Linked DNA regions of Homo sapiens: region 1 is linked to region 2. Evidence: chromatin loops called from intact Hi-C (ENCODE). Cell type or tissue: ovary. All regions are shown on one strand. Links, peaks and the distances in the headings refer to the core of each region. The heading gives the core; the rest is flanking DNA.

Evidence for each region. Peaks named below come from ENCODE experiments on the same cell type or tissue, not always from the same donor. Only the 100,000 strongest peaks of a DNase experiment are listed, where the experiment ranks them.
Region 1: it touches region 2 in a loop (2.1-fold over the local background); 2 of 110 quality-filtered maps call a loop at or near these places.

Annotation. Positions count from the first base shown.
Region 1 is chr16:17,476,011-17,492,467 of GRCh38, reverse strand. It overlaps LOC105371106 (a long non-coding RNA gene), which reads left to right and starts at 8,779. Exons shown (of 3, transcript XR_933144.3): 1 at 8,779-8,941; 2 at 11,850-11,956. In ovary, for the core only: no CTCF peak of the experiment used is centred there; no DNase peak of the experiment used is centred there.
Region 2 is chr16:17,551,660-17,563,261 of GRCh38, reverse strand. No RefSeq gene overlaps it. Among named protein-coding and RNA genes, the nearest start is that of XYLT1, 87 kb to the right of the region's middle. In ovary, for the core only: no CTCF peak of the experiment used is centred there; no DNase peak of the experiment used is centred there.

The sequences.
Region 1 (16,457 bases), core at 3,544-11,543, 71 kb after region 2:
TGTGACATCTCAGCATGCTGGGTGTCCCTCCCAAAGCAAGCTTTTCAGAGCTGTTTCCACTGCCTGTAAAAGGAACCGTTGTGGGTGGGGGGCGGTGCGATTCCAACACCACAAATGGAATGGAGTCCTCTTCCCCCGCCGCATCCTAGGTATACTGATGAGAAAGTTTAAAGATAGCACCTATTTTCCTCCCAGTATATAAATGACTTTGGCAATAGCCAGCAATTTTCTGTCTCTCTAACAATTTTGGAACTTTTACATGACAACTTACCATGGATAATACTGTGAATTTTAAAGTAAAATGTCCATATATGCAAATATATCCATATAAATAAAAGGTAATAATGAATACAAATAAATACATCTCATAAGACTCCTCTGATCCTTTCTCTACTCTAATCCTAATCACTACCACCACCACTACCACCATCAGTTTTGTTGAGGTCCTACTCTGTTCTAAGGATTATCTGTTATTGACACACATCACTTCACTTCATTCTCACAACAACCCTCTCTCCATTTTACAGATAGGGAAACTGAGGCCATGTGCCACACAAGGAGTAAGTTTTGGAACTGAGATTTGAACCCAGCGTGGTCTGCCCCCAGAGCTGGCATGTTTCATCGCCATGTGTACCTTTGCTAAGCTAGTCACATGCCCCTTTGAAGTTTTAGGTGATGGCAGTTTACTGATCTCGCATTTCAATTTTTGACAATTGACCTATTTGAAATGGTATGTACCCATTCACACACAAACACACAAAATCTGTACTTGATACTCTTGGTGGAATAGGACATCCTATGCTTTGCATAGTTAATAAATGTAACTGTAGTGGCATTAATATTTTCATGGCTTTATTGAGATATAATTTACATACCATAAAACTCACCTGCTTTAGTGTATTTATAGAGTTATGCAACCATTACCACAACCTAATTTTATTTAGGTCATTTCCATCACCCCCAAAACAAACAACGTACCCATGGCAACCATTAATCTACTTTCTGCCTCAATAGGTTTGCCTTTTCCGGACATTTCATATAAATAAAATCATACAGCATGTGGTCCTTTTGTGTCTGGCTTCTCTCCTGAGCATAATGATGTTTTAAAGACTTGCCACATAGTGGTGTGAATCAGTACTTCATTCCTTTACTTTGCTGAATGGTAGTCCAGTCTCCACTGTGCTACACTACACTATGCTATACATCTTAGCACAGGTCCACTATGCTACACATCTTTCTCATGCTTCCTCAGTTGATAGGGCTCACGTTGTTCAAAATTGTCTTCTTTCTGACGCCTCTCATAACCTCCACTACCTCCTTTCATAGTATATTCCAAAAGTGCTGCTTTTTGTTTTCTATCACCTCTGAATTCTTCATTGTTTTTTTTCAATTACATGAATAAGTTCTCTAGTGGTGATTTCTGAGATTTTGTTGCACCCATCACCTGAGCAGAGTACCCTGTACCCAATGTGTAGTCTTTTTCTTTTTCTTTTTTTTTTTTTTTTTTTTTTTTTGAGACAAAGTCTCGCTCTTGTCATGCAGGCTGGAGTGCAATGGTGTGATCTCAGCTCACTGCAACCTCTGCCTTCTGGGTTCAAGAAATTGTCCTGCCTCAGCCTCCCGAGTAGCTGGGATTACAAGCACATGCCACCATGCCCAGCTAATTTTTGTATTTTTAGTAGAGACAGGGTTTCACCATGTTGGCCAGGCTTGTCTTGAACTCCTGACCTCAGGTGATCCGCCCGTGTCAGCCTTCCAAAGTGCTGGGATTACAGGCATGAGCCAATGTGCCTGGCCCCAAAGTGTAGTCTTTTATCCCTCACTCTGCCCCCACCATTTCCCTGGAGTCCCCAAAATCCAATGTATCATTCTTATGCCTTTGCGTCCTCAGAGCTTAGCTCCCACTTAAGAGTGAGAGCATATAACGTTCGGTTTTCTATTCTTGAGTTACTTCACTTAGAATAATGGTCTCCAATTCCATCCAGATTGCTGCAAATGCCTTTATTTTGTTCCTTTTTATCACAGAGTAGTATTCCCTGGGGAGTGTGTGTGTGTGTGTGTGTGTGTGTGTGTGTGTGTGTGTGTGTGTCTATGTCTATGCCACATTTTCTTTATTCATTTGTTGATTAAACCAAATATTTTTATTTTTTAAAATAAAAAACCCCATTGTTGTTTTATTTACATTAAGATTTTACTCCATCTAGATTAACACAAATTTTTTTTAATGTTTTTAAATTTTTTTTTTTTTTTGAGACCGAGTCTCACTCTATTGCCCATGCTGGAGTGCAGTGGTGCAATCTCAGCTCACCGCAACCTCCACCTCCTGGGTTCAAGCAATTCTCTTGCCTCAGCTTCCCAAGTAGCTGGGATTACAGGCATGTACCACCATGCCCAGCTAATTTTGTCGTGTTTTTAGTAGAGACGGGGTTTCATCATGGTGTCCAGGATGGTCTGGAACTCCTGACCTCAGGCGATCCACCCACCTCAGCCTCCCAAAGTGCTGGGATTACAGACGTGAGCCACCATGCCCAGCCTGGATTTGTTTTTTTAATATATGGTATATTATAGGAGTCCGACATTATTTTCTTCCAGTGGAAAATCAGTTGGGCTAGCAACATACTTCAAATAAACCATATTTCCCTACCAGATTCAAATATTGTCTTTGAGTTCTGTTATATTGATCTATTTATTTCTAAACTAGCAGCATATTTATTTGTTTATAGTTGACTTTATGGTATATTCTGATATATGTTAAGGCAAGTATATGTCTGCCTTGTATACATATATGAGTGTATGTTTGTATTTATTTCCATTTGGTCATTCAAGTGTATTCCTTCCTCCATTCGTTTAATCCAATCTCCCTTTTCCCCTCCACCCACCATTAAAAGCAAGCTGTTGATATTTTATTGATATTGGAACTTGAAGTTAATTTTATTGATTTTTGTAAGATTTATATTTTATATCAACTTGCCCATGCAAGACTTAGCATTTATTTTCGTTTGTGTGGATCGTGTTTTATGAAATTCAATGAGATTTTTGGGCATTACTTTACAAATAGTTTTCCTATAATTCCCAAGTCTTTTTTCTTAAGTGGTCCCAAGTTATTTTATAGTTCATGCTATTGTAACTAGAATATTTTTCCATCTAATTTCCTGCCATATCTATTTCAAGGTTCTTACTGCTGGTATAGAGAAAGGTTATTAATATTTGTATAATTCTACTGTTTCCAGTTCCTTTACAAATTCTTATTGATTGTAGTAGGGTTTTTGTTTGTTCGTTTGTTTTTTACTAGAGTCTATTAGGTTTCTTTAGTATATGTCATGATAAATTTTAGGTTACCCTTGAATGGATTAAGGAAGGCCTAGAGAACTGATAAAGCATTGCTTTTGGAATGTCTATGAAGGTGCTTCCAGAGGAGGCTGGCATGTGAGTCAGTAGATTCATTGGGGAGGATCTACCCTCCAAGTGTGCAGGCACCATCCAATCAGTGGGGAGCACAGGTGGAACAAAATATGAGAAAGGAAAGAATTTCCTCTCCTTTTATTGGAGAAACGGACAGTCTCTCCTGGAGAAGGTAACACTCTCCTCCTCTCCTTCTGATATGGTTTGGCTGTGTCCCCAACCAAATCTCACCTAGAATTGTAATAATCCAGATGTGTCAAGGGTGGGGCCAGGTGGAGATAATTGAATCATGGGGGTGGTGTCCCCCATACTGTTCTCATGGTAGTGAATAAGTCCATGAAATATGATGCTTTTATAAATTGGAGTTCCCCTGCACAAGCTCTTTCTTGCCTGCTGCTGTGTAAGACGTGATTTGCCCTTCCTTGCCTTCACCATGATAGTGAGGCCTCCCCGGCCATGTGGAACTGTGAATCCATTAAACCCCTTTCCTTTCTTTCCTTTATAAATTACTCAGTCTCAGGTATGTCATTATTAGCAGCATGAGAACAGACTAATATACCTCCTCTCCTCTCTCTCTCTCATGGAGGTGGGCCACTTTCCTCCTGCCCTTCAACATCAGAACTCCAGGGTGTCTGGCCTTGGGACTTCATGACTTACTCAATGCCCCTTTCATTTCAGGCCTTTGACCTTGGACTGAGTTACACCACTGGCTTTTCTGACACTGAGGCTTTGGACTTGAATGGAGCCAGGCTACTGGCATCCTAGGCTTTCCGGCCTACAGACAGCCTGTCCTGAGACTTAGCCTCCATTATCATCGGAGCTAATGCCGCTAATAAAGCCCCATCTCATATATCTGTATCCATATCTATCTATATTTATATCCTATTGGTTTGGTATCTATGTAGAACTCTAATATAGTATACAAGCAAACCAACAGCAAAAAGAGAGTTTTAGTTTTTCTTTTGCAATACTTACAGATTATTTTGTTTTCTTATCTTAATGCATTTACAAGAACTTTTAAATGCATTAAGATTTAATTTTTGCCATTTTGAGTAATTTTTTGTTCGTTAGCCTGCATTATACTTAATTTCCTTCTATTAATGGTTTACTTGGTGATTTCTTAAGAATGACTCCCAAGTGTAATCAAATGGTTTCTCAGCTTCATCTTTAACAGAGTAATGGAACTGGTGGATTATGTTGATACCTTACCTGATTCAACCCAGACTTAAATTCCTGGAATAAACTGCTTGGTCATAACACATTATTCCTTTGATGCTGGTAGTTTATTCAAAAGATTCATTTTTTTTCATAAGTAAAGTTAACTTATAGTTTTCTTTCCTGGTGCTATCTTTACCAGAACTGAGGGGTTTTTTTGTTTTGTTTTTTGTTTTTGTTTTTTAATTGAAAAGCTCTGCATTCCTTTCTATGGCAGGGGCTAGCAACCTTGTGATAAAGGAAAAACTTCAGGCAAATTAAATTTAAAGGAGTTTAATTGATCCATGAACGACTGGTGAATTGGGCAGCCTTCCCAGCCAGGGTAGGCTCAGAGACTCCAGCACAGCCAGGGGATGGAAGAAGGTTTGTGGACAGAAAAAGACAAGTGATGTACAGAAGATGGAAGTGAGGTACAGAAACAGCTGGATTGGTTACAGCTCGTGTTTGCCTTATTTGAACATGGTTCAAACAGTTGGCTACATTTGATTGGCCAAAACTCAGTGATTGTCACAAGCGGAGGCTATGGTCTGTTTACACCTCCACTTGCTATAGTTCAGCAGATACAGAAAAACCTTTAGGCCAAACTTGAATACATAAGAAGACAGCTTTAGGCTACACTTGATTTAACATTTGGCTTGCACATTTGTATCACCTGGAGAACTGTTTCAAGATGCTGATAGCTGGCACAGCCCACACCAGTTGAATAGATATTTCTTGGGGTGGGATTTGGACATCATTAGTTTTAAAAATCTCACTGGGTGACTCCACCATGCAGTCAAGTCTGAGAACAACTGTGTACAACTTGGAATAAGTAACATTGGAGCAATCCTTTTTATTACACATAAGGTTATATACAACTCAGCTTTGAACCTCTCTGATCTGGTAAATTTTCCATCTCTTTCTGGTCATCGGTTTCTCCAAGTTTTCTGCCTTGTCTTGGGCCATTTTTAATGTTTATTTTTTTCCCAAGAAATTAGCCACTTAATCCAGGTTATCAAATGTATTGGCATAGAATTGCACGTGATATTCTCTTCAATTTTCCTTTACTTCTGTGATTTTGGCTAAGTTTTCTTTTTTACATAGCTATACTTTTATTTTTATTTATTTATTTTTTTTCTAAATCAGACTTGCCAGGGGTTTAATCTGGTGTTTCAAAAAATGAGTTTTTGAGTTGATTTTTTACTTTCTGCTGTTGTTTGTGCTTTCCATTTCATTACATTCAGTTTCTGTCATTATTATTTTTTATGGAGAATTTCTTTTATTTTCTTATTGTAACCTCTGGGCTCATACATTTCTTCATTGTCTTATTAGTCATTCTTTATAATGAAGGTTTTGCAGTCTATTAATTTTCCTCTGACTATAGCTTTTGTTGTATTCTGTTGATTTTGTGATATTCTCTTATTTATTGCTCTTCTAAAAAAGATTAAATTCCATTATCTAGGGTGGTGTTTCTCACTTTTTAAGTTATTAAAACAAATAAAATAAAATATTTATAATATTGGATTATGATTAGGGAGAATCTGGCTTGAGAAAAATCTTTTTTATTTTATTTGTTGAGGTTTACTTTATGTTTAGGTATATGACAGATTCCGTGGATATTAGAAGATAATATTTACTTTCTGTTAAGGTAAGTGTTTCTCTATGTATCTATTAAATTGAGTTTGTAGGTTGCAGTGTGCAATTTCTCTATGTCCTTACTGATTTTTCTTTCTATTTATCTACCTGCTATGGAAAAGAAGCATATTGATTTCTTCAAATATATATGTATTTCTTTTATCAAGTTCTCATTGTTTTTCTAACAGTTTTCAGATCTTGTATTTGATGTTACTATGTGCTGAGTGCTACTTCGAGTGCTTTTTAACATTAATTCATATATTTAAGCCCCCTGACAATCGCAGGAGGAGAGTACCGTGTTCCCCCAGTTTTGCAGATGAAAAAGAAAGGAGAAAATGAAACAATCTCTCCAACACACCAGAGTTAGTAAGAAGTACATGGGAGATTCAAACCCAAGTGGTTTGGGTCCAGGGTCTTGTTCCCCCACTGTTGCCCTGCCTCCGACATCAACAGCACAGTTGGTGTCTCCCCTTCTTGCCAGTGGCTTTTTCATTACATGGTTAACATAGGTTCTCATTTCTTCTTCTTCCTCTTTTTTGCTTTTTTTGTTTTGTTTTGTTTTTTGTTTTTTGTTTTAGAGACCCTCTGTTGCCCAGGCTGGAGTTCAGTGGCATGATCATGTCTCACTGCAGCCTCGACCTCCCAGGCTCAAGCAGTCCTCCCACTTTAGCCTCCTGGAGTAGCAGGATTGCAGGTGCACAGCCACCACACCCAGCTAGAATGAGTTCACGTTCTTTGCAGGGACATGAATGAAGTTGGAAACCATCATCCTCAGCAAACTAATGTAGGAACAGAAAACCAAGCACCACATGTTATCACTCATAAGTGGGAGTTGAACAACGAGAACACATGGACACAGGGAGGGGAACATCACACACCCGGGCTTATCGGGGGGTGGAGGGAAAGGGGAGGCAGAGCATTAGGACAAATACATAATGCATGCGGGGCTTGAAACCTAGATGCTGCGTTGATAGGTACATCAAACCACCATGGCACATGTATACCTATGTAACAAACCTGCATGTTCAGCACATGTATCCCAGGACTTAAAGTTTTTAAAAAAATAAAAAAATAAAAATTTTTTGTAGAGACAGGGTCTTTCTATGTTGCCCAGGCTGGTCTTGAACCCCTGGGCTCAAGCCATACTTCCACCTCAGCCTCCTGTTGTGCTGGGATTACAGGCGTGAGCCACCACACCGGATCCTTCTCTGTCTTCTTATGTGACCCCTTTCCTGTAACTCCAGTCATTGCGCCCCAGGTGAGGCAGGATAATCAATGCTGTTTTCTGCAATGTCTTTGGACTCTGACTTCAACTTCAATTCATCAACAAACATTAATCAAGCTCTTACCATGTGCCAAGCACTAAGCAGTAAGCAAAGCAGACAAAACCTTGCCCTCATGGGCTTTATAATCTAATGGGGTCAGACAGACAGACAACAATAAATAGAATAAGTGAACAAGGTGGTCAGTGCTCGGAGACCAATAAAACAAAGTCAAGGCAATTGGGGGTGCTGGCTGAGGCACTGTGATTCCACTGCGATAGTTGGGAAAGGCTTAAATGAGAATGTTACTGGCGATGAATTCATACGGGTCTGCAGCAACCTCAATTCTTGCCTCCACGGAAGAAAGGATTCAACTGAGGGGCATAAGGCAGAAGGAGAGACTGAGGCAAGTTTCAGAGCAGCAGTGAAAGTTTATTAAAAAGTGTTAGAGGCCGGGTACGGTGGCTCATGCCTGTAATCATAGCACTTTGGGAGGCTGAGGCGGGCAAATCATGAGGTCAGGAGTTTGAGACCAGCCTGGCCAACATGGTGAAACGCCATCTCTACTAAAAATACAAAATATTAGCTGGGCGTAGTGGCGGGTGCCTGTAATTTTAGCTACTCGGGAGGCTGAGACAGGAGAATCGCTTGAACCTGGGAGGCAGAGGTTGCAGTGAGCTGAGATCATGCCACTGCACTCCAACCTGGTGACAGAGAGACTCAGTCTCCAAAAAAAAAAAAAAAAAAAAGGTGTTAGAGCAGGAATGGCTGGGCGTGGTGTCTCACGCCTGTAATCCCCGCACTTTGGGAGGCCAAAGCAGGTGGATCACCTGAGGTCAGGAGTTTGAGACCAGCCTGGCCAACATGGTGAAACCCCGTCTCTACTAAAAATACAAAATTAGCTGAGTGTGGTGGTGCATGCCTGTAATTCTAGCTACTTGGGAGGCTGAAGCAGGAGAATCACTTAGAACCCAGGAAGGGAAGGTTGCAGTGAGCCAAGATCAAGCCACTGCACTCCAGCCTGGGCGACAACAGAGCGAGACTCCAACTCAAAAAAAAAAAAAAAAAAGCGTTAGAGCAGGAATGAAACAAAAAATGGTATACTTGGAAGAGGACCAAGCAGGCGACTTGAGAGATAAAGTGCGCTGTTTGACCTTTGACTTGGGGTCATACACTGGCATGCTTCTGGGGTCTTGCGTCCCTTCTCCCCTGATTCTTCCCTTGGGGCAGGATGTTACCTGGAGCAGTGGCCTGGAGAGAAGCATGCTGAGTGTGCTTCCTGGAGTTGTACGCATGCTCAGTTAAAGCGTTCTTCCCTTACCAGTCAGATGTCCCCAGGAGGTCATATACCAGTTAAACTCTGCCATTTTGCCTCTTAGTGTGCATGCTTGAACCTACTTGCCCAACTCTTGAGATCTTATCGGGAAGCTGCTGATCACCAGTTTCAGGTATTTCTGTTCATTGGGAAACTGCCTTTCCCTGGTGCTGACTGCAACCAATTATTATTTTAGAGAGACAGTTAACAGCTGCCTGACCATGGTTGCCTGACATTCCTAGTGGTGGGGGAGGAGCCCTCTCCTGCCCTGTTCATGTCTGACTAGCTAACTACTGTAACTAGAAGATGACACCTTCTTCAGAAGCTTGAAAAAGGCAGGGAGACAAGGTAAGGGAGGGAGACAGGCAGATATCTGGGTGCACAGCATTCCAGACATAATGAAAAACCAGGGCAATGCCGCCAGGTGAGCACCTGCCTGGCGTATTTAAGAAACTGAAAGGAAACCAGGGTGATGGAAGGGTGTGAGGAAAGGGCAGGAAAATAGCTTGTGCAGGTGAGAGAGATGCTGGGGGCTGGATGGTGGGGGCCATGCAGGCTCTTATAGGAACACTGGCTTTATTTCTAAGAGAAATGAGGATCCCCTTGATGTTGCTGTTAACTAATGAATGACAACACTGCAGCTAAGTTTAATCAGGTTTTCTCTGGCTGCTGTGGAGAGAACAGAGCAAGGTTGGAGGCAGGGCTGTGAATTAGGAGGTGACTGCGGAATCAAGGGAGAGACAATGTGGCTTGGACCTAAGTGATGGCCATGGGGACAGTGAGATGTAATCTGATTTGGGAAATATTTTGAACATGAAGCCAACAGGATTTGCTGATGAATTGGGTGCGTATTACGAGCAAAAGACAGGAGCTGTGATGACTGAAAGCTCTTGATATGGAAAAGCTTTTGGTGGCATGAGCTGGGAAGGAAGTTCAAGAATTCCATTTTGGATATGATAAGTTTAATACTGTTAGGAAATAATTCTCCATGGGCTGTTTATATTTCTGCACATTGTGGCTTTCTATTCTGGATGACTTTTTTTTTTTTTTTTTTTTTTGGAGACAGGGTCTGACTCTGTCACCTTGGCTGGAATGCAGTGGTGCAATCTTGGCTCACTGTAACCTCCGCCTTCCGGGCTCAAGCCATCCTCTCACCTCAGCCTCCTGAGTATTTAGGACTACGGGCACAGCCACCACTTCCAGTTAATTTTTTTTTTTTTTTTTTTTTGAGATGGAGTCTCTCTCTGTTGCCCAGGCTGGAGTGCAGTGGGGCAATCTCGGCTCACTACAACCTCCAACTCCTGGGTTCAGGTGATTCTCCTGCCTCAGCTTCCCAGGTAGCTGGGATTACAGGCATCCGCCACCAAGCCTGACTACTTTTTTTGTATTTTTTTCTAGAGACGGGGTTTTGCCATGTTGACCAGGCTGGTCTTGAACTCTTGGCCTCAGGTGATCCATCCACCTCGGCCTCCCAAAGTGCTGGGATTACAGGTGTGAGCCACCATGTCTGGCCACAGCTAATTTTTGTATTTATTGTAGAGATGGGGTTTCTCCATGTTGCTTAGGCTGATGTTGAACTCCTGGGCTCAAGTGATCGGCCTGCCTTGGCCTCCTAAAGTGCTGGCATTACAGGCATGAGCCACCATGCCTGGCCTCCGGATGACCTTTTCAAGACATCAAAAGGCATATAAACTTCATATTTGTATTGTGAACAGCCTTAGTAGGCAGAGATAGTGTCTCCCTTCTGGGCAGAGGGCAGATTTGTTTGCTATTCAGGCTAATAAAGATAATGTCTCCCTCTGGGGCAAAGGTTGAGCAGATTTGCTTGCAGCTCATTATAAAATACAGAGTTTTTCAAAACTCCAGGTTTCTCAGTCATGTGTAGAGCATCTGCCTTGACCCCCTCTGTACCACCCCAGAGACTTGGTGGGGGATGCAGGGAGGGAACTGATGCAAACATGAAGCTCATGCTGCCTGCTATGAGGTGGGTAATAGGATCTTTTGTCTCTGATCCAGGAGTCTCATGTCTTCTGCTGGAATTCATGAAGCTATGGCAGAATACCTTGTTAGTTTGCAAGTAGGGTCAAATCCCCAGCCCCTTTTTCAGTTCTTGACAGAGATGTCTATTAGACATCCAAGTGGCGATGCTGGGTGAGCAACTGAGTGCATGAACTTGGAGTTTGGGGAGGAGTACAGGCTGGAAATATAAACATGTGAATTAGAGGATTTCTTTATAGCCATGCATCTGGATGGTGGAGAAGAAAAGCTATGGAATTAAAGCCTGGGAAAAGCCAGCACAGAAAATTGGGGTAAGGAAGGGGAGAGGACAGCTGGAAGAGAAGGGATTAACCAAAGAGGCTGAGAAGGAACAGCTGTGAGATAGGAGCGAACCCAGAGAGCAGCATCCTGGAAGCCAAAGAAATAAATAAGGAGGAAGGAAGGGACAACTGTGACCTTTGTTGCATTAGGCTAAGTAACTATTGAATCTGGTAATGAGGTCACTGATGAGCTTAAGAGTAGCGTGTGTGTGTGTGTGTGTGTGTGTGTGTGTGTGTGTGTGTGTGTTAGAAGGGCTTAGGAGAAGATGGAAAGGGAAGAATTGGAGATACGGTGAGCTAGACAATGCTTTTGAGGAGTTTTCCTGCAAAAGAAAGAGAAACACGAGATCGAAGCTATAGAGGGCTGTGGGGCCAGGAGAGAACATTTTTTATTTTATGGTTTTTGAGATGGAGTTTCGCTTTTGTTGCCCAGGCTGGAGTGCAATGGTGCAATCTCAGCTCAGCCGAATCTCAGCTCACCGCAACCTCCGCCTCCTAGGTTCAAGCAGTTCTCCTGCCTCAGCCTCCCAAGTAGCTGGGATTACAGGCATGTGCCACCATGCCCAGCTAATTTTGTATTTTTAGTAGAGACAGGGTTTCACCACGTTGATCAGGCTGGTGTCAAATTCCTGACCTCAGGTGATCCGCCCGCCTCAGCCTCCCAAAGTGCGTGATTACAGGCATGAGCCACCACGCCTGGTCAGAACTTTTGTTTTTAACCAGAGAAATACCAGGGAATTCAAATGCTAGAGGAAATGCTGCTCTCGGGAGGAAGAACTGATGATAAAGGAAGGAGAAAATGGAAGTGTTGGAGTGATGTCCGCAGATAGGTAAGACAAGGTGGGGTCTCTTTGGCAGATGGAGGAGTGGGTCTCGACCTGGAGCCTAGAAAGTTCATTCACAAAAACAGTCCGCGACACCGATGTAGAAAAGTGGGGAAATTAAATGGCAGGAGCTTGGTGGGAAGCTTCCTTCCCCCTCCCTTGTCAACCTGGGAAGCAAGGTCCTCAGGCAAGTGGGGAAGGAGGAAAGTCAGAGGCAGGAGGGGAGAGAGAGCTGGTGGCTTCATGCCTGGGAGAGTGACAAGACCAGCAAAATGCAGCGAATGAGACAGCATTGAGGACCCGCTTGCGGCTCATGGCCTTAGAGGGAGAACCTGTCCCTTTATGGAGGCTGTACAGTGTGGCACTCAGGAGCTGTGGCAGTTATGCTTCTTACCATGTGGACAGCATTGTTCTGCCAGGAGGGAGAATTAATCAAGCAGGCAGAAGGAAGCAGAGCAAGAGATAAAGCGGGTGACTTCTGTGTTTGGGTCCCTGGTTCCAGCTCTTCCCAAATCCCACCTCTATCCCTGAGCTTCTTTCAGTTAGACTGTTTCATTCTATCAGACACGTCATCGTACCAGCTATAGAGACAGAAACCCAGCCTGAGTGGCTCCAACTAATATGGGGCTCATTCTTGGGTGTGAAGAAAAGTCTAAGGATGGGCCGGAGACAGCAGAGCACCAGGAACCCAAGCTGTTTCTTTCTTTCTGGCTCACCACCTGTAGTACTGGCCTCTGTCCTCATGGTCACAAGATGGCTGCTGGAGCTCCAGCTATCCTTTCTACATTCCAGTCCAAAAGAATGGGAATGATGGCTGGGCACCATGGTTCATGCCTGTAATCCTAACAGTTTGGGAAGTTGAGGTGGGCAGATTGCTTGAGCTCAGAAGTTAGAGATCAGACTGAGCAACAGGGCGAGACCCCCATCTCTACTAAAAATACAAAAACTAGATGTGGTATCAGGTGCCTGTGTCCCAGCTACTTGGGGGGCTGAGGCAGGAGAATTGCTTGGGCTTGGGAGGTCGAGGCTGCAGTGAGCCGAGATTGCACCACTGCACTCCAGCTGGGGTGACAGAGTGAGACCCTGTCTGAAGTTAAGAATAGAAAAAAAACAATGGGAATGGCAAGGCACAAAGGGAACTCAATCCCAACTTATTTAGGATCTTCCCTCCCACCCCAAAGGATTTCTTGGGAGCTCTACCAATTGTATCTGCTGTCTTCTTTCCGATCACTCCTAACTTACAGGAAGGCTAAGAACCGTTGCTTTTGGTTTGGGCTCATTGTCACCCCAACTAAAATCAGAATTCTTGACCAAACAGGAAAGGAAGAATGGGTATTTGAGAAGCAGCTAACAGACTCTGGCATATCAAACAGGCTTCCAGTGAACTTCTGTTTTCCTTGTGGAATAGAGTTCTTAGAGGGCAGGTGCAAGGAGAGCCTTGTAAGGGAAGCACAGAGGCTGTGAGTCCTCAGAAGGTCAAAGTGCTGGGACAAAACAAAGTCAGATCATCTCTTAAGCAATGTGGTGCTTTCTGATTTTCTTCCCTCCTCCCCATCTCCCACTCCCGCCCCCAACACCGTACACTTAGCCCTTGTGGAATAGAATTCTTAGGGGTTCAGGTAAAAGAGATTTGAGAGACACAGAGAGAAATAGCAATAGGTGCAGGATGGGTTGACATTGGGGTGCAGAGAAGAAGCTACAAACAAGATGGGAGAGGTGATTTGGGGACTACGGGGCTCAGCCTGCCGACTTAAAGATACAGGGGCTAAATAGAAACATCTGTGGCATACAGAACCTTTGAGAGGGGTGAGGAGGGTAAAGTTAAGAAATTAAAAAAGTATTTGGACCAAAAATATTTGAGATCTAATACATTAGTTGCTCTCAATTCTTCTTTGGTGAGATGGATATTTTTAACTCTTTTCTTTTTTGGTGAACTTTTTCCTAACCCATTCCATAGCTCCCATCATGACCATGCAAATAGTTATTACTAATCACTTTAAGAAAATCCAAAATGCCCAAAGAATGACAATGAATTTAGCATCATTTATATATCACACATTTGAAAAATGGATCTACAGTTATTTGTTCAGTCAGTAGATGATGCTTGATGCATAAATGGAGTAAGAGTTGTTAAACAGTCACATTTCTTGAGAAGGTTATCAACACTCCAGTGTCATTGTCTGGGTAAGGTCTGCCCTGACCAGCCTGTTTCCCCTTGTCCTATTTTAGTCACTCTAGCAAGTCAGCTTCCTTTTCTTTTTCTTTCTTTCTTTTTTTTTTTTTTTTTTTTTTTTTGAGACAGGGTCTTTATCTGACACCCAGGCTGGAGTGCAGTGGTGCAATCTAGCTCACTGTAGTCTTGAACTTCTGGGCACAAAGAATCAAGTAGCTAGGACTACAGGTGAGCACTACCAACCCTAATTTTTAAATTATTTTTCTTTGTAGAAAAGAGGTCTGGCTATGTTGCCCAAGCTGGTCTCAAAGTCCTGGACTCAAGCAATCCTCCCGCCTCGCCTCAGCCTCCCAAAGTGCTGGGATTATAGGCGTGAGCCACCATGCTCAGCCTCTTTTTATTTTTTTCATAGCACTTATCACTCTCTGATATTACTTGTTTATATATTTGTTTGTCTTGACCTGTCTGCCTCCTTAGAATGCAAGCTTGATGACAGGAGGGACTTTCTGTGTCTTATCCGTGGATGAATTCCCATGAATCCCTGGCATGAACACTGTCCTAAGTATTGAATCAATTCTCAACAAATATTTGGTGAATATGATTTGTTGAAGTCCTCAATATACGGCTTGGCACCTAGTAAGTGCTCAATAAATGTTCGCTCTTATTGCCGTCATCGTCATCATTGTCATCCTTGTCATTGCCACAGTCATAAATAAGCCTATGGCCCCAGGGGTTAGATTAGGCACCCATAACACATATAATCAACTTTTTTTTTTTTTTTTTTTTTAAGATGGAGTCTTGCTTTGTCGCCCAGGCTGGAGTGCAGTGGCACAATCTTGGCTCATTGTGACCACCACCTTCCAAGTATCTGGGACTACAGGCATGCACCATCATCCCCGGCTAATTTTTGTCATTTTAGTAGAGATGGGGTTTCGTCATGTTGGCCAGGCTGGTCTCAAACTCCTGGCCTCAAGCGATCCACCTGCCTCGGCCTCCCAAACTGCTGAAATTACAAGGCATGAGCCACCACGCCCAGCCCACAATCAACATTTAAAGAAAAAAAATGTCTGCCAGTGTAGTCTGAGACTTGGACTGCGTCCCCTTTTCAAACATCAGAGCCTTGCAAGGGTAGCATAGAGGCTGTGAGTCCTTAGAAGGTCAAAGTGCTGAGACAAAACAAATTCAGATCATCTCTTAAGCAATGTGGTGCTTTCTGATTTTCTTCTCTCTTTCCCATCTCCCACTCCTGCCCCAACACCCTACTCTTGCAAATTGGTGTGATTTTCTTCTGCACACATGGTAGGTGCCCTCTCCACATAGGACCTCGCTTTCCTTTGCTGTCTCCAGATTTTTTTTACAGGAAACTCTGCAGTCAGAGGAATGTTATTTACTACCTAGAGCTCCCTCTGCTGATGCATTGGGTAGATGATTAGCCTGGAAGCCTGCGGATTTCAGCAGAAGCACAGCTGGGCTCCTGGCGGGGTTTGTCACCTGCCTATGCCTGTGGTCTGATCAGAGGCTGTTTCTTTCTCTTGCACTGGGGAAAGAGGTACAGGTGATGCCTGTCTGTCTGTGACCTCGCATGCTGTGGGTGGGGCTCCAGGGACGTTCAAGGTCCTGGCTCCTCTGACCTCCACGTGGAATCCTTGCACTTGCAAATGCTTATTGGAGAGACTCTGGGATTCCTAGTGGGCTGGGAGGGTGTTCAGCGTACCACTCACTGACACTCAGAAACAGGTGACCCACCTGTTCATGATTTCTGTCTCAACGCAGAAGTGAAACGTAGGGGGAATTTTTTAATTTTTCAAGAGCAAAATTTGTAGAGTCTGGGTGAAAACAGGCTCTAATAAACCAAAAAGAAATAAATGCATGATCGAAATTTTAAAAAAGAATGTATTTGGCTAAATTTAACTCTTAGGCTGAAGTTTATTTAAATGCAGAAGGCATATCCAGCCCTAGCTCTCTGGCACCTGGGGCAGGAGCATTGAGGCAAGGGGAGAACATTGCTTTACAGACCACCCTGCCAATGCAACCAGGCTAATATTCCTTCAACACTGCTATTGGCCGGTGCTATCATTTTGTATAAACTGTATGACACTCTGCTATATACACTGCCCCATTTCCCTGCCTCCAACCCCCCAGCCTTAAAACATACGTATTATTTTTCTTCACTACTTACAGTTGAGAGTATCGAGGTTTGGTGACATTAACTAACCTGCTTAACATCACACAACTAACAAGTTGCCGAGATGGTGTTTGAACTTGGGTTCCTTGAACTTCTAAGCATGGGGTTCCAACCTGCCAGCATCCCAGGCTCATTCCTACCTGCCCCAT
Region 2 (11,602 bases), core at 3,603-11,602:
CTTCATGGATCAAAGAGGATAATGTAATAGGTAAAGGCTTGTGAAATTACTGTGTTTATCAAACAAAACCAATCGAATATGCATGCTACCACACAATTCAACATGATATATAAAAGTGCTTTGGAAAGTGAAAACCAACCCTCATTCTTTCATTCATTCATTTATTCACTCATCAGATATTTTCTGAGGACCTATTTTGCATCTAACACTGGACCATCACGAGATTGAATGAACAGGCACAGACAGAGACTCCCTCTTCATGCAAATTGTCAATTAACCAGAGGGAAAAGTAGTGAGCAATTAGCATTGCAACTAAGTGCAAAGTGTGATAAGTGAGAGGAAGGAGAATAATAGCAAATAATAATCTTAGCACTGTGTATCCTGCACTGAAATCATTTTAATCCTCACAACATATGAGATAGGGACTATTATTATGTGGATCAGAGTCCTGGTAGGTAGCAGATGACACTGTCTGAGCCATTACTGAGGCTAGTGCAGCGAAGGGACAATTTACAAAGGTGTGGGCAGGACCCAAGGAAACCAACAAGGGACAGTGAAGCACCGAGGCGCTGGCCACATCAGGGAGCTGTTACCACCCTTGGTGCTGAAGGAACACCGGAGGGACGCTTTCATTAAAAGTAATGGCCAAAGGCCAGGCACGGTGGCTCACGCCTGTAATCCCAGCACTTTGGGAGGCCGAGGCGGGTGGATCATCTGAGGTCAGGAGTTCCAGACCAGGCTGGCCAACATGCGAAACCCCATCTCTACTAAAAATACAAAAATTAGCCGAGTGCATCCTGGGTGCCTGTAGTCCCAGCTACTCTAGAGGGAGGAGAATCACTTGAACCCAGGAGGCAGAGGTTGCAGTGAGCTGAGATCACACCACTGCACTCCAGCCTGGGCGACAGAGTGAAACTCTTTCTCAAAAAAAATAAAGTAATGGCAAAGACCACAATTACCTTTGCACCAACCTAATAGAGCCAAGAACACAGCTGTCCATCAGAAAGCTTGAAAAGAGGAACTCAGCGCCACCCAACAGGTAAGCATGTAAGCCCAGGGGATCAATCAATAGTCCCATCTCCTCTCTGCCTGCCTCTCATTGACTGAATCCAGACAGAGGACATGAGAACCAACTGATCAGCCAAAGGAATGTAGAACATGGTAGAAAAGTTGACCAAATAGAGCACATTCCGCACAATTGTTACCCCACTTACAAAGGAGGAAGCTGAGGCACAGAGGAAAAGAAAGAAAGTATCAAGATAAAAGACCAGGTGCAGTGGCTCACGCCTGTAATCCCAGCGCTTTGGGAGGCCCAGGCAGGCAGATCACTTGAGGCCAGGAGTTTAAGACCAGCCTGGCCAACATGGTGAAAACCTATCTCTACTAAAACTACAAAAAGTAGCTGGGCACGGTGCTACTCGTGAGGCTGAGGCACGAGAATCGCTTGAACCTGGGAGGCGGAGGTTGCAGTAAGCCAAGATTGCACCACTGCACTCCAGCCTGGGCAGCAGGGCAAGACTCTGTCTCTAAATAAATAAGTAAATAAAAGGTAAAAGACAATGAGGCAGGGACAACCTCTTGATATTATGATATTATGAGATCTAGGAGGGCTTCCTGGGGAGGTGAGTTGGACAGCAAGAAGGGAACCAGCAGAAGGAAGAATGTTCTGGAGAGAAGGATTTGCCTGTGTCAAGGTCCCATGTAAAGAAAGTTCCAGGTGTGTTGGAGAAAGGAAAATAAGGTTAGAGTGGCTGCAGTGCTAGAGCAAGTTGGAGAGAGGCGCGTGAAAAAGAAAGCACTTATTATTCCAATGGGTAGAATCTGTGCCCCCAGGAGAGTGGCTGGGATGCTCCTCAGGGCTTGGCCCCCTAATCCTTGTTCCCATTCCCAGGAGGCAGACTCCAGGCTGCTTTCTGCTCATCAGGTCTCCCCACCTGTGCCTAGAGTGGCCGCTTCACAGCTGAAGGGTCTTGGCAGGATGCCCCGACCGGATGAACCGGCTGGACTTGCTGCTGGGCCTGGAGGCCCCCGCAACTCTGCCGTCAGTCCTGTGAATGATGAGGATGGCCTAATGGTGCGGAATGTGTTTAAAATGCAATCCAGGTGCCAGTCCTATTCTGCATGCATTACCATTAGGGAGACTCCATCCTCGGCCGAACAGGACTCCCGTATCCACAAGGGCACCACTGACAGTGAGATGGCACTGAAATTGACTTTGGAGGGCAGGTGAGAAGGAGCAGACGGAAGGGAAGCAAGGGCACCTCTACTCTGGGTGCCAGGGGATCACTCCAGGTCTCAAAAACTCTGCTGTTCCAAGCTCCTGCCCATGCCCGCAAGGAGTGATGAACACCTGTGTGGAAAGAACAACGTCTTCTAGCTGGGTTTGCAGGCTGGAACCTGGGTAGGGGCATTATATAATTTACATATATGTTTGTAATAACGTTTACCTCATTGATAATGTTTACCTCATTTATGCCAAGTGCAGAAACTTGAAGTTTACTGAAAACTACAAATAAAACATTACTCACTATGAGTGATGAGATATTCCAGCTGTCTCTCCTTTCCTTCCTTCCTTCCTCCCTCCTTTCCTTCCTTCCTCCCTCCCTCCTTACTTCCTTCCTTCATTCCTTCCTTCCTTCCTCCCTCCTTTCCTTCCACTTTTTTCTCCCTCCTTCCTCTCCCCATCTTATTATCCACCTCTATCAACCCATCTATTTATACATGTATCTAATCACAAACAGCTAATTATGGAGTTAGCACACATTGAGCACCTAATTCAATAAATGATTCTAAGTACATTAACTCATTTCGTCCTCACAAAAGCCCTTTGAGTTAGGCATTTTAATGATTCTCATCTTAAGATGGTGAAACTGAGGCACTGAGTGTTTCTTTAATTTGCCAGAAGTTATCATATAGCTAGTAAGTGAGAGAGTGAAGATTTGAACGTAGGAAGCCTGGCTCCAGACAAAGGCTGAAAGAATAGTATAGTATAATGACCATCTGCGTATCTTTTGCCTTAGATTCAAAATTGTTGACACAGCAATTTCTGCTCTCTCAGGAGCTCTCTCTCTCTCTCTCTCTACACACACACACACACACACACACACACACACACACACACACACACAATGTTCTTCTGAACCATTTGAAAGTAAATTTCATATATCATGATGCTTCACCCCTGATAACTCAGCATGCATCTCCTAAGAATAATACATTCTCCTAAAATTCTGTAGTCTGCTGTTCCTCCATTCTTAACAATAATTTACCCTGCCATTTGACACACCCATCCTGGATCAATTTTTGGAGGGATGTAGTGGTAGTAGCAGTAATAAATGATAATAATACTATCAATAAGAACTATTGGTTGAAAGTCTACTGTGTGCCGGGTACACTGCTGGACACTTAGTCAACAATGTCTTTGATTCATGGCAATTCCAAGAGGTAAGTGTAATCTTCCCAATGTTCCACATGGGGAAACTGAGTCAGAGCCATTCAGAACAAGTTCAAGATCATGCAGCTAAAAGTAGCAGAGCTGGCATTCAGACTTCAGGCTGAATGGATTTCTTGAAACACCCAGGGATCACTGTTGGGCTGGGGAGTCTTTGCTTGTGAAAGGACTTTGTCACAGGGAGGATGTCCCAGCGTTCCCCGACTCATCGCCTGTCCAAACCAGCTTCGTCTAATTCACATTTGAATAAATCCCCATCAGCAGCACTTACAGCAGCATGGTGCTGCTGCTTCAGCTGCCAGATCATGAAAAGCCACTATTTTCCAGGAAGTGGGAACAAGTACGATCAAATCCGTCCCTTTTGAGGCCACAGCAACTGGAATCTAGTCCTATGCTGCCATTCTTATTGTTATTACACAGTTAAGTCACACAGGCAATAAGTGTGTTATGTATTAATACCATATTTCATTAGTTTTATCAATGTAATTGGCTTTAATTTTGCGTTTCAATGTAAATGCTTTTAATTGAGGCATGCATTCCTTAGTCCTCAGTGTCCGTTGTTTGCTGTTGCTCATATGTTTCAGATAAATTCTTCCCTCTCATGGCATTTGCATTCTCAACCCTTAATAACTGCAGAGAGCCCCACCTTCATTCAACTTCTTTTTAGCTAATGACCAGTTAAGCCCTCAGGGAATGGTGGGTCATAGATGCTGGGGCCACTGGGGGAGACTCAGGAGACTGAGCAGGAAAATAATCCCTTACAAGAAAAGAGAAAGAAAGGAAAGCCCACTTTTGCAGAAAGTAACTATCTTCAGCTGAGGATTCTCTACTTCTCACCCTGATTACTGAAACCTGCATGAAGGTAAATTTCAATCCCACCTTCCACTTATCTCTCTTCCACCTTGAAAATCCAGCTCTTTCTGACAGCTGGCAGATGCAAATATCAGACACCCCTCTGCCTCCATGGATTCGTCTGGAAAGTTCTCTGTCACTGCCGCAAGGCCACTCAGAGCTGACTCAGTTTCCCTCCTGCAGTATCTTTTTCATTTTCTCTGACCATGAGTGTAATATTTTTCAGGTCCTATTTGCTGTTTGTTTGTTGTTCTTTTCCTTGCCCCAAGCCCATTCGCTTGTTCCTGGTTGGTGGAGGGAAAGCCAGTCTTTCTGACAGCGGGGTAGAACTAAATAGATCACAATCCATAATGCGACCCTACAGTAAATAGTTGTATTGCTCCGAGCGATGGTGATATGGTTTGGCTCTGTCCCCACCCAAATCTCATTTCAACTTGTAACCCCCACGAGTCAAGAGGGGGACTGGTAATCCCCACATGTCAAGAGAAGGAGGTGACTGGATCACGGGGGCAATCTCCCACATGCCGTTCTCATAATAGTGAGTGAGGTCTCATGAGATCTGATGGTTTTATAAGAGTTTGGAAGTTAGTCCTTTGTGCTTCTTCCTCTCTCTCCAGCCGCCTTGTGAAGAAAGTGCCTGCTTCCTCTTCTGCCATGATTGTAAGTTTCCTGAGGCCTCCGAACCATGCAGAACTGAGTCAGTTAAACCTCTTTCCTTTATAAATGACCCAGTCTCAGAGAAGTTCTTTATAGCAGTGTGAAAACGGACTAACACAGATGGCATCTCTCAGAATGAGTTATAATGTTGGCTGAGGTATTCACAGGGCATATTGGTGTACTGAGCTCCTGCTCTGCAAGTTGTAGTCCACAGGGAGCATTCAGAGCCAAAATACGGTATTTTGCAAAGTTCAATAAGAGATACTTGTGCAGAGTTCTGACGAAAGATTCTTTCTAAGGCTTGCATGGGGCAGGGAGCTTTGAAGATGATAATAATTGCAATAACAGTGAAAGCTACCATTTACTGAGCTCTTGCTGTATGCCAGCACTGTGCTAAGAAGTTGATGTACATAGCTCATTTAACCCTTACAGTGGGTCTCTGAGATGCAGGTACTGTTATTCTGGTTTCAAAAATGAGAAAATTGAGACTCAGAGAGGCTAAGTTATTCCACCCCCAAAGTTTCCAATTCAGTATTTTTCTTGCGGCGGGGGTAGGGCAGGAGACATCTGAAAATGTGCAGTTCTAGCAAGCTTCCTGACGAAGCTGCTGGTGTCGGGGTGCTTTTGAGAACCGCATCTCAGGGTGCTTTTGAGAACCACATCCCAGGGTGCTTTTGAGAACCACAGAGTTACTAAGCGACTGTTTGAGGCTGGTGTTTCACCTGTTCACCTATGTTGAACCTCATCGCAGCCTAGCCAGCTAAGCTTCATTACCCTCATTTAAAATCTGAGGTCCAGGCTGGGCGCGGTGGTTCACGCCTGTAATCCCAGCACTTTGGGAGGCCGAGGTGGGTGGATCAACTAAGGTCAGGAGTTTGAGACCAGTCTGGCCAACATGGTGAAACCCCATCTCTACTAAAAATACAAAAATTAGCCAAGTGTAGTGTCAGGCACATGTAATCTCAGCTACTCCGGGAGGCTGAGGCACGAGAATCACTTGAACCCGGAGGTGGAGGTTGCAGTGAGCCGAGATCATGCCATTGCACTCCAACCTGGGCAACAGAGTGAGACTCTGTCTCAAAAAACTAAAATAATAAAATCTGAGATCCAGAGGAGGGAAACAGGTTCTCAGAAACACAGGTATGTCTGGCTTCGCATCTACTCTGTATAATAAACTGCAGCCACCTTCTGAACAAAAAAGCTTTCATGAACCCAGGGACACGGAGGGCTTCAAAAATGAATTTATAGAGAGGATTCTTGGACATGGCTTTTAAAACTAGTGGGTTAAATAGAGAATCCTGGTTGAGGTTGGCCTGTTCCTCTTGGCTGTCCCAGGGTTATTGCAAGAGCATGAGTCAAGCCTTAGAGTCATTTCTGATGCTTCACATTCCGGTCTGGTATTTTTCCAGGTACAGCTAGAGAGGAAGGTCTTGGACACTTACTTCTACCTGTGTACTTATGGTCTATGGCTCCATGTGCCCCAGGACATGAAATGATAACCCTGTCCCTTTCCTAGCACTGTAAATGGCCCTCTGGTGGACTGAAAGAGTTAATGCAGTTCCCAAAAGCTTTAACGTGGGAAGCACAGAGATTTAGAACAGCCTCTGCGCGTCGAGAACATCTCAGTCCTGGCTGTGTGTGCATTGGAATCACCTGAAGCAGGTGAAAAACACCGATGGCCAGCCTGAATGCCAGAGCTTCTTATGCACTTGGACCGGGAAAATCTAGCCTCCTAAGCATCCTTTATTAAAAAGCATTCCAGGTGAATTCTAAGATTGGCCAGGGGTGATCTGAGAACTGAGGAAGGATGAATCAGAAACTCCTAGAGAGCTTGTGAAAACACAAATTTCAGAGCTCCTCCCTGCAATTCTGATTCACTGGTCTGGGGGATCCAGAGAATGAGCATTTCTAGCAAATTCCCAGGTGATGCTGATGCTGCTGTCTGTGACCACACAAGGATGCTCATTCAAGTCACTTCAAAGAACCAAACTTGGGCCTCTCCAAGTCATGCAGCCAGGGACTGGCACATCCAGGAGGGGAACTCAGGTCTTTTCACTTTGACCTGATTTGCTTTGCTGCTCAGTGTAGAATCTCCTTTTTTTTTTTTTTTTTTTTTTTTTTTTTTTTTTGAGATGGAGTTTCGCTCTTCATTGTCCAGGCTGGAGTGCTATTGCACTATCTATCTCAGCTCACCGCAACCTCCGCCTCCCGGGTTCAAGCGATTCTCCTGCCTCAGCCTCCCAAGTAACTGGGATTACAGGCATGTGCCACCATGCCTGGCTAATTTTTTGTATTTTTTTTTAGCAGAGACGGGGTTTCACCATGTTGGCTGGACTGGTCTCGAACTCCTGACCTTCGGTGATCCTTCCACCTCAGCCTCCCAAAGTGCAGGATTACAGGCATCAGCCACCGCTCCTGGCCCCAGAATCCACATTCTTCTGTTCCGCAGACATTAATTAAAGACCAAATAATCACTTGGGGCTATTCTAGGTGCTTAGAGAATTGGGATGAGAAAGACAGACACATTTCCTGTCCCCTCAGCTTATGGTTTAGTGTAGTGGTCTCAACCAGGAGCAATTTCATATCTGCCCATACCCAGGGACACTAGGCCATGTCTGGAGACATTTTTGATAGTCACAACTAGGGGTTGAGGAGGGCTGCTGCCATCATCTAGTGCGTAGAGGCCAGGGGTGGTGCTGAACATCACAGAGTGCACAGGATGGCCCCCCACAACCAAGAATAATCTGGCCCCAAATGTCGATAGATCAGTAGTGCTGAGGCTGAGAAACCCTGGTGGTGGCGATAAGACACACACAAATATGTAATTACAATCCACAGGGGGAGATGTCTATGATGGAGGAAGTTGAGGATGCTCTTGGCTCCAGAGGAAGGCTATGGCATCTGGAAGGATTCCAGGCAGAGGTCACGTCTAAGCTAAATACCAAAAGATGAGTCAAATAAGAAAGCAAAGAATTAGAGACAGAAAGAGTAATCCTGACAACGGAAACCACATATGCAAAGAGGAAAAAAAAAAGCACCTTTGAAGAGTAGTGCTGGCTGGGGGCAGTGGCTCAGGCCTGTAATCCCAGCATTTTGGGAGGCTGGGGCGGACAGATCACCTGAGGTCAGGAGTTCGAGACCAGCCTGGCCAACATGGCAAAACCCTGTCTCTACTAAAAAACAAAAATTAGCCAACCATGGTGGTGGGTGCCTGTAATCCCAGCTACTTGGGAGGCTGAGGCAGGAGAATCACTTGAACTCAGGAGGTGGAGGTTGCAGTGAGCCGAGATCATACCATTGCACTCCATCCTGGGTGACAAGAGTGAAACTCCGTCTCCAAAAAACAAAACAAACAAACAAAAAGTAGTACAAACGACCAATCTCTGCCAGGCACACGGGCTTGCACCAACCACCATCTCAGCACCATGCAGTCATTAATGCATCTATGGTCACAGCTACATTACAGGGCAAGTACTTCTATGATTCCCATGTTATCGATGTGGCCACTGAGGCCCAAAGAGGTCACATGACTTGCCCCAGGTCACACAGCTGATGAATGGTGGAGCTAGAGTTAGAAGCAGGCACCCTGGCTGCTAGAGTCCATAGCCTCTATCATGCTGCTCCATGCAGATCATAATTCAGTGTAGTGGGAACATGAAGGAAAGGGAGTTGCGGGTGGATGGAGGAATTTGGGGCCAGAGAAGTAGGTGAGGGACCGGCAGACAGGGCCATGCCAGCCACCTAAGTGGCTTAGGCATATCTTAATGGCAGTGGGAAGTCATTGAAGGACTTAGCTGAGAAAGGGACGGAATTTAGATATTTGGAAAATAGCAGAGGTCAAGGAAGAGCTCAGATTATGAGTGAATCCAGGTCGAGAAGCCTTTAAAATTCATTATCCTCAAGGAAACATGGGTTGGTTCCCTTTGTATTCCAGGGAAAGGTGTGAGATTCTAGGTTTCTTAAAAAATCTCCCTGGACATCCCTCCAGCCTCTCTCCCAGCAAGAGTCAGCAGGTCACCCATCAGCTGGGGACAAAATTAGAACAAAGTAGGAAAAAGTGGGCATCATCGCTGCATTTCAGAGGGAGTCTTCTCTGTGGCCAGCCCCTGAGTATTATTTAGCCAGCTCGGTATAGTTAGCTTTAAAATAACAGAATTGTTTAGTAGCAGAAAAATACAGTTATTAGCTCTGATTATAGGGGAATCCGATTGAGCCACGAATGTGATCTGCCTGTTTTATTCCTAACTGGTAATTTCAAACGGCCTCCTTTCCTCAAATTTTAGGAAAGGAGGAACCCAAACCTTGCGAGCTGCTCCGCATTGTTTATCTGTTATTTTTAAACAAATCAAACGGAAATTGATCTGCCTTGTTGGGAACGCAGTTGCTGCCAAATGGCCTGGCTCTCCTACAGGTTTTTGTGGGAACACCATCAGTTAGCCGTGATCGCTTCAATTGTGAATAATCAGGGAACTAATTACGGGCCTCCTGGAGTTGTCCTCACCAGCAGGTAACATAATTCACTGCTAAGTGGGGTGAAAATGAGCCTTCCATGCTTTGGAGCAGGAAGTCATTTACCTTGCTGGACATTTTGACACTTCTCTGTTTCATGCATCCCAGAAGGAAGGAAGCTGGGGTCTGGTGAGCTTCAACTTTGCAGACAGCCCAGCCCATCTACCCATCCCTTCTCCTTCTTGGCAAATACTTATCAAGGACCTAAGTTGTCACACACTTCCAGACGGAGCCTACAGCCTAGCAGGTATCCTAGATAGTAAGTAACTTTAAAAGATCATTTTTGTTGTTTTGTTCTGTTTTTGACAGAGTCTACGTCTGTCACCCAGACTGGAGTGCAGTGGGGCCATCTGGCTCACTGCAACCTCCGCCTCCCAGGTTCGAGTGATTCTCCTGCTTCAGTAGCTCCTGAGTAGCTAGGACTGCAGGCGTGTGCCACCACGCCTGGGTAATTTTTTGTATTTTTAGTGGAGACAGGGTTTCGCTTTGTTAGCCAGGATGGTCTCAATCTCCTGACCTCAAGTGATCCGCCCGCCTTGGCCTCCCAAAGTGCTGGGATTACAGGTGTGAGCCAGTGTACCCAGCCAGCATCCATTCCTTTTTTTTTTTGAGAAGGAGTTTTGTTCTGTCAACCAGGCTGGAGTGTACCGGCATGATCTTGGCTCACTGCAACCTCCTCCCACTGAGTTCAAGCTATTCTCCTGCCTCAGCCTCCCGAGTAGCTGGGATTACAGGTGCCCGCCACCACGCCCATCTAATTCTTGTATTTTTAGTGGAGACGGGGTTTCCCCATGTTGGTCAGGCTGGTCTCAAACCCCTAACCTCAGGTGACCCACCTTCCTCAGCCTCCCAAAGTGCTGGGATTACAGACGTGAGCCACCATGCCCGTCCCAACATCTGCTTTTAAATAGAGATAAATTGCCATTGTTGAACCAAACCAGGTCATGCGGCAAAAAGAGTCAAGATTCAAGGAGTTAAAAGTCTGTCTTAGCCCAGCACAAGTTAGCTTTGTGGTTACAAACATGGCCTGGGGAGGGAGGCAGTGTGGGTTCAAGACCCAGTTCCAGTACTGTCTAACTGTCTGAGCATGGGTCAGGTAGCGTGTTTCCTAAGGGTTAGTTTATTTTTCTCTAGAAGGGAAAAGAACACAGCACTTTCTTATGTTTTGGGGAAGATTGAATAAGACTGTCTATCCACACATGGCTGAATTCCTGATTTGTGGTGGTGGCGGTTATAAGCTGAGCAGGTTTGGGCAAGTCAGGATGTTCCAAAGCCTCAGGTATGAATGGTCCTGACCTTCCAGCTGGACTGCTTAGATAATCAAATGGGCCAGTGTGCATGAAAACCTCTTTACAGCCGCAACAGGCAACACAAAGTACTGTTGCTCCATGTGTGTGTGAAGACGTGGTGCGGAAGGTCTCCTGCTCACAAAGGGGAGGTTTTATGGTTTAAAACAGACTTGCTTTCTAGGCTGCTGCCACATCTTTTGGGATAATGAGTGATATCCTGGGAAACTGGAGTTGGATGCTTTTTGCCTACATTCATAAGGCAGGTTGAATAAAATAATTGTTATGGCCGGGTGTGGTGGCTCATGCCTATAATCCCAGCGCTTTGGGAGGCCAAGGCGGGCAGATTACAAGGCCAGGAGATCAAGACCATCCTGGCCAACATAGTGAAACCCCGTCTCTACTAAACATACAAAAATTAGCTGGGCCTAATGACGTGTGCCTATAATCCCAGCTGCTCGGGAGGCTGAGGCAGGAGAATCGCTTGAACCCAGGAGGTGAAGTTGCAGTGAGCTGAGATTGTGCCACTGCACTCCAGCCTGGTGACAGAGCGAGACTCTGTCTCAAAAAATAATAATAGTAATTGTTGCATTCAGGTGAGCAACTGATGAGTAGACCACTTAGAACTGGTTTTGTTCCAAAATGTGGTCAAATCTGCATGAACCAGAATGCCTGGGGGAAATTCTGATCCATTGACTCTTCTGGTTATGTGAAGTTTTCCTTTTTGCTCTTGCCCTTGTGTTTGAAAGGATTTTCAGAGAACTTGAGTCCACCGTCTTTTTCTGTCAGTAGCAACTAGCAGGGAGCGGAAGATTGGGTGAGTTTGGAAGGTACCCAGCATCACAGT